2 separate regions of the Mus musculus genome follow, and region 2 is linked to region 1. A link is a contact called in ENCODE Hi-C or POLR2A ChIA-PET data. All regions are on one chromosome and are shown on one strand. Each heading gives the region's core, a stretch centred on a gene start or an enhancer-like site at or near the end of the contact. The rest is flanking DNA. Distances are from core to core; before and after follow the strand shown.

What was found. Hi-C counts contacts between places; a loop is a spot of excess contacts on that map. ChIA-PET counts read pairs that join two places held with the same protein, here RNA polymerase II (POLR2A).
Region 2: a map of mouse trophoblast stem cell shows a loop between it and region 1 (2.3-fold over the local background). The contact joins the promoter of Pbk here to the promoter of Elp3 in region 1. A Hi-C loop is called at or near these places in 2 of 37 maps with a recorded cell type or tissue (T-helper 1 cell and mouse trophoblast stem cell). POLR2A ChIA-PET finds 5 or more read pairs at or near these places in 2 of 5 experiments (both embryonic stem cell).

What each region holds. Positions count from the first base shown.
Region 1 is chr14:65,590,820-65,594,417 of GRCm38, reverse strand. Elp3 (elongator acetyltransferase complex subunit 3) reads left to right here and starts at 1,306. Exons shown (of 15, transcript NM_001253812.1): 1 at 1,306-1,493. The coding sequence starts at 1,418. It also overlaps a transcript of Nuggc not described here.
Region 2 is chr14:65,804,190-65,807,321 of GRCm38, reverse strand. Pbk (PDZ binding kinase) reads right to left here and starts at 1,411. Exons shown (of 8, transcript NM_023209.2): 1 at 1,188-1,411.

The sequences.
Region 1 (3,598 bases), core at 57-2,556:
TATCTAAAAAAATATTTTCAGGGAAGTTAGTTTTGTTGACAAGAGGGTGGTATTAAGATAATTTGGTACACTGAAAAATCTCAAAGTCTTGACCAGGACAGTTTCAGTGTAGTGGTGACAACCAAGTCAGAGCTACCTCAACTCTACTGGGTAATAAGAAACTTGAAACATCACACCTTCCATTCTTTATTAATATCAAGGATTCTTAATCTTTGGTCCATACACAAAGGAGGTCATGGAAGGGTTTCAAGAAAAAGTTATTCCAAGTCCCATCTCCAGATGTTGCAAAATTTTGTACATGGTGTCTCACCTAGTGTTTTCAAGATTGTCATCAAGAAAAATCAGAGACCCAGGAATCCTCTAGGCTGCAAAGCCTGAAAGATCAAACTGATACTTGCTTCTTGTTTGCTGTCTTTTAGGGAAATCAGAACTTAGCGTTATCACACTGAAGGTTTAATGTTCATGGTATGTGGGATTTCTATCCCATCTCTATGTGTGGTGTATCTGAGCTCCCAAGTCCCCACACAAGGGCTACTCACTTCCAAGATTCTTGAAATAGGCACTTAGACAAGCAACTAAGTGCAAGATAAAGGTCTGGTATCTGTCTTCATTTTGTGCCTGTCTCCTTTATTTTGGCTGAAGGTACAAAGATTAATCGTCCTAAACCTACAAGTCACCTTGAGTCCAGAGAAAACAAAGTCTCAAAGGCTAGACTCCTGCCTATATAAGGACTATTATTCGTCAGGGCTGCACCTTGGAGCACTGAATGATCTCACCTTGTAGGAGCTAAATGGATCTCCGGAAGGGATGCAGCGATAAAGACTTTGACCACCTTGAAAACCAGAACTGAGATAATGATCAACCAGACCACATCTTAACCCAGGACTGTTTAAACATACCTCTTGTCTCCTGCCCTCAATTCTTCCATAACTTAAAAAAAAAAAAAAAAAAAAAAAAAAAAAAGGTATGTCAACACCCCGGGTGTCAGTGGGAGGGCGAATCTGGTCTCCTTTATGTCAACATTGTTGGCTATACTAGCGACAAGTGGCCCAGCCCCTCTTGCAGAAGTTGTCAAAGGCCAGGCTTTTGCTTAAGGAACTCTGGTTACAATTCACTTTCGTCCCAGCTTCTTGGAGAAGCGTCTAAACTGTACTATCGTTACTTCCCAGATCCACCTTTCTGGTCCCCAGGAATTCTCCAATGCCCCACTAAATCACTGTGCACATCCCCTCCCAGTCTCAGAGAGCTGGGAGCTGCCACCTAGACAGGGCGGGGCTCCGCGCTCCGCCTTCTGGGAAGAGCTTTATGGTACAGTCGCTGTGTTTTCACGACAGTCCCGGGCGGCTTTACGGCTGCTAAGTTTCTCCGCCTTCTAAACCGCGGTAACGTGGTGGCATATTGCTACGCCAGCGCAGAGATGAGGCAAAAGAGGAAAGGTGCAAAATACGTGGGACAAGGGCGCAAGGGAGGAAGTGGATTCTCTGAGATCACAGGTTGAAGCTCAATTTTCCATGGGAATTACTGCTTGGTCTGGGCCCGCGGGACCCCGGTTGGCGGGCCTCCCTTCCTATCTGTCCTTTGTAAAACAGCCCCCTTCTCTCTTCCCCTTTGGAAGAGACTACTTGTTGTTTTTTGTGTAGATGGGTAAACGGTACTGCTATTCCAAGATAACTTTCAGAGGAGATAGGTGTTGAGTTGCAGGTTAATTTGCGGTAATTTACTGGACGTGTTTATTTAAGGTGTTTTTGTTTTTTGTTTTTGTTTTTTAAATCTTAAAGTAGGAAAGGCCTCCTTAAGGTAGAGATTGTGCAGTTTGTGCAATAGCTTTACGTGACTTACTTGCATTTATTTTACCTCCGGAGTAGTCTGGAGTAACTGTGCAGTTTTTGGTTTTTTTTTCAACAGGATGAAGTCATTTTTTTTTAAATCTTTTTTTTTTTTTTGCAATAGATTCCATTCTTAACTCTGTACTGCCCTTGAAGAGTTGGTCTGATAATATTACTGTTGGATGTCACAATAATAGCTGGGTATTGAGCCTTTCCCAGTCATTTTGAAGACGTGTTGTCATTTCATGCTCGAAAAAGCTGAGGTTTGGTTAACTTTTCCAGTCAAAGTTTATACTTAGTGTGAGGAGCTGCCTGTGACATCGGAAGCATCAAATGAAAAGTCAGTGCGGTATTGGTCACCGCTCTTGGCACTAACTGGAACTGCCCTTCTAGACATGTTCTATATACTTGTCACATCAAACACAACATGCACTAGATCCGTTTGATCTTACTTTACTGTAACGTGTTTATTCCTAGGCTGGCAATCAGCAAGCCCCAGCCAGCCCGTCTCCCTTGCCCACTCCTCCATGGTCCCCACGTTACGGGCATGAATGTGGCCTAGCTTCGAACATGGGAGCAGGGATTCAAACTGAAGTTTTCATGTGTGTAGATCTGGCTTTTGTTTATCATCTACATTGATTGTATCTTTCTTTTTTTAGCTTTCTGACATATTTGTTATATTGGTAATCTCTCTTTTAAAAAAACTACTTTTTTTTTCTTAAGTTACAGAGTTGAGAATGTATAATTTTTTTCTGTTACGTTTAATGCCTTTGCCTAGTGGCCAGTGTACTGTCTACTTACTGAACCCTGCTCAGGCAACCTGTGGTCAAGTTAGATAGATCTCCTTTCACCAGAATAGGTAGTTCTTATGCCTAGCCTTGTTCCTTCTTGTTGTTCCTTGGTTTACACCCTGACCTTTCTTTAATGATGCTAATTCTCTTTCCTCCATGAAATACTTCTTACTGGTTTGCCCAAGTAGTATTCAGATCTTTTATTTTTGTTAGCCCAGCCTCTTACTCTCTAGATGAAGTCTTATGCAGAAGTTTTTAATGTAGAAAGAAGAAAACAGAGTTGCAGTGGTCTTAATACATATGCATGTGTATGCGCACACACGCATGCATGCACACACACACACACTCACCCAAATAGATGGAGATGTATAGATATGCAAGTTGACAGGGTGATATCTCATCTTCTGTGCTCATCCCGTACCCCAAGTCCACCTCTGTTACATAGCCTCTGAGGCACCTTTGTAGAACTGAGAATGCTGGGAAATCACTAGTCTTTGGCTATCCATAGACTTCTCTCTCATTGTTTGATATGTATTAGCTTTGCCTCATTAAGTTGGTGGAGTACACAGTGCACAATATGGTAAAAAGACCTGAACCTGAGATCTAACCCTGCCCTTTACAATGACATCTGAACTTGCTTTGATCCAGTTTTACATGTATAAAATAGGACGACAATACCAACTTTACAGTGTCATTGTGAGTTTCAAATGGGTGACTTCCATGGTGTTCTTATCCACACTCCTATGATGACTTCTTTCTTTTTCACACCAGCAGGCAGGAGGCGTGTTTGCTGCCATCACCCAAGCTAACACAGCGCACCACTGTTGTCAGCTGGTAAAAGATGGGCTCTCCTGACCCTTGACAAAAAGAGCTGAGATTTTTCTGGCTTGGATGGGTTGCTTATGCTTGGATGAGTCATTTGTGATTGACAGTAGGATGATGTGGCAATCGTGCCAGCATCTCCTGTGTCTGTGGATGAGA
Region 2 (3,132 bases), core at 162-2,661, 210 kb before region 1:
TGACATCCAACACGACATACTCCTGCTTCAATCCCCAAGCACTGAGGTCACATGCTTGGTTACCATGAGAACTGCTTATTTAAGATTTGACTTTTCCCAGGGGCGTGGTGGCGCACACCGTTAATCCCAGTACTCCAGTCAGAGGCAGGTGAATTTCTAAGTTCAAGGCCAGCCTGGTCTACAGAGTGAGTTCCAGGGCAGCCTGGGCTACACAGAGAAACCCTATCTCGAAAAAACAAAACAAAACAAAAAAAAGATTTGACTTTTCATTATACACCTTCCATCACCTATGTGTGTGTGGCAGGGGTGGGTGGTCTATGCACAACAGTACAGGAGCCTGAAGTGAAGGATGGCCTCCTCTGGAATGACATGTAGTTGTTTGTGAGCCACTCCACATGGGTGCTGGCAACCAGCTCAGGGCCTTTGCAAAAGCCCTGCAGGCTCTAACCAATGAATCAAGACTCCAGCGTCCCCCACCCATAACTTTATAATATTAGCACTGCTTGGCTTTTCAAAAGTATCTTTTTATTAGCATATGCTAACTCTACATGATTTCGAGTTTCACTATGAATTTTCATATAAGCATGTAAACATATTTTTTTTAATACCAGTAATCCCATGTATAAAACTCTACCCACAGCCATATTCCCTGTCCTTTCTTTGGTCTCCATTCCCTAGTTACTGGGACCCCAGGCACTCACTACTGCTTCCAGGTTTTGGGGTCCTGAAGATGGATCCCAGGGCTGCATGCATGCTGGGCACAGACTGTACCCAATGAGTCACTGCCCTACCACAGGCCACTTTTCTACTGTGGCCTCACCTTAAAAGCAGAGAAATCCTCCCCCCACCCCCACCCCCCTCCTCCTTCATGGGGAAGGGAGTGACTTTCTCCCTGAACCCCCAAACTTTCCGCGATAAAGGAGCTCAGGGTCAGGGGCTTGGAGGTGTGCGATGGCTCCAAGGGGTTCCCCTATTCTCCATCCACTATCTCCCTGGGTCCTCCCCTAGCCGCTGTGTACCCTCAGTTTGCTGTTCTTCCCCGCAGATCTCCTCCAGGTCCTCCAGTGGAGGCAGCCTCCCTCTCGTCCCCGTCCCTCCCGTCCGCGACCCTCCCCTCAGGTCCTCGATGCTCCACCCCTGACCCCCAGTCTGCCAACCACCTTCGAGTCGGCCAGGCTTTCCCTTACCACGCTCGCACGCTCGGGTAAAAAGGTGAAAGTGACGGGCTGGCTCAAAGCTGTCTGGACACCTAGTCCGGAAAGTGCAGGCTCAGCTCCCTCCCGCCAACAGCGTAACCGCCGCAGCGTTTAGGGCGCGCGCATTTTCAAAGGCCGCGGCCCGCCGAGGGGCACTGGAGTTCTAACTAAAAGCAGTCAGAAGACTCGCTCCAGAAAATGCAGGAACAGCTCCCTCCCGCCAACACTCGCAGTAACCGCCGCGGTGTGTAAGAAGCACGCTTTTTCAAAGGTCCCGCCAGAAGACTACGGGGCGGCACTAGGGTCAAAACTCACGCGTTCGCACAGTCCTCCCAGGTTTACTGGAGTTTCCAGGTTTGATTTAGTCCTAAAAGAAGAAATCTTCCAGAGCGATGGCTAGAAAGACATAGCAAGTGTCAGACAGATGCTGGCGGAAAAACAAAATATATATCTGTTTTGAAGGCAAATTACCCAAATTACAAACACTGCTCAGAATATGCAACTAGGAAGTTTTATTGCAGATATATGTGTCCTTAAAACACTAATTAGAAATGTGTAGATTTTCATTATTTGAGGCTGAGAATAAATATAGAATATTTTGAAATTTTGCTAACTTAAAAAATTATTGCTGTGTTAGTGTGTTTGTGTGTGTGTGTGTTTCTGCTACCCACATGGGAAGATCAGAGGACAACTGCAGAAACTGGCTCCCTCCTTCCCTCCTTAGATTCCTGAGATCTAAATCAGAAGGCCAGGCTCTGGCAGCAAGCTCTTATCCTCATTGAGCCATCTCACTGGCCCAGTTTTGTTAATTCTTGGAATTACCACAGTCTACTTAACAAATATTTTCAGAGCACCTACTGGGTGTCAGGTATCTGCACTTGAGTGCCCACTGCATAACATAATCTACTGTGTTCTCTACAAGAAAAATGAATTAAGTTTAGGAGAACAGGAAGACATTCCCATACCTACTATGTGGCTCAGAGACCATGTGATACCTTAAAAAAGAAAACATACAATGTAATACAAGAAGCACCAAGAGGCCTCCTCAACAGGAACGCTCTGTGCCGCATTGTGACCTCTTCAAACGGTTAAAGAAATTCAACCAGTCTGAGGCCAGATAGATAGGGACATCTTCTTTATGAAGACAGAAGTACACACAGTGGCATGACACGTATGTATTCATGTGTTTATATACATTAACACACTCATTTGTCTACTGACATTATCTTGTAAGACCCCCGAAGCTGGGCCTCCGCTCAAGTCCCGGGATGAGCTGGCCAGCACCCCAGTGGCCCGAGAGAAAACCACACCTGATGCAAACTGCAAGAGGTTTTATTATCAGCTAGCTGAGGACAAAGTCCCTCTGCCATGTAGGGCAGGGGAGTTCGACCCTGAGTGGTGACAGTAGGGGGCTAGCTGAGGAATTGGGAGGAGTTGGGAAGAGTTGGGAGGAGTTGGGAGGAGAGTTGGCTACAGCTCCTTTTCTTTCTGGCGGGGGGGGGGGGGGGGGGGGGGGGGGGGGGGGGTGATGAGCTGCAGCCTCCTCTCCAGCGTCGTCTATCTCCATGTCCTTGTAGGTCTTCCTACAATTATCGCATCTCTGGCTGTAAGGCTCAAAAACAAAAAAGGCGTTTTGCTGGCTATAGAGAACAAAGAGCTTCTTTCTGGCTGCATTTTTAGAGATCAGGGAAAACAAGTTTGGGGAACGTCCAGGGGCCTTACCTTCCAGGTAGAAACGCTCTAAGTCGGGGTCTCACAATCTCATTGGCACTAATACCTATTTTATTTCTATGATTCAGTTTCTCAAATGTTTTCACTTACAAGTTCTCTCCTCTTTCTTTCTTTCTCTCTCCCTCTTTCTTCCTTCCTTCCTTCCTTTCTTTCTTTCTTTCTTTCTTTCTCTCTCTCTCCCTCCCTCCCTTCTTTTCTTTCTTCC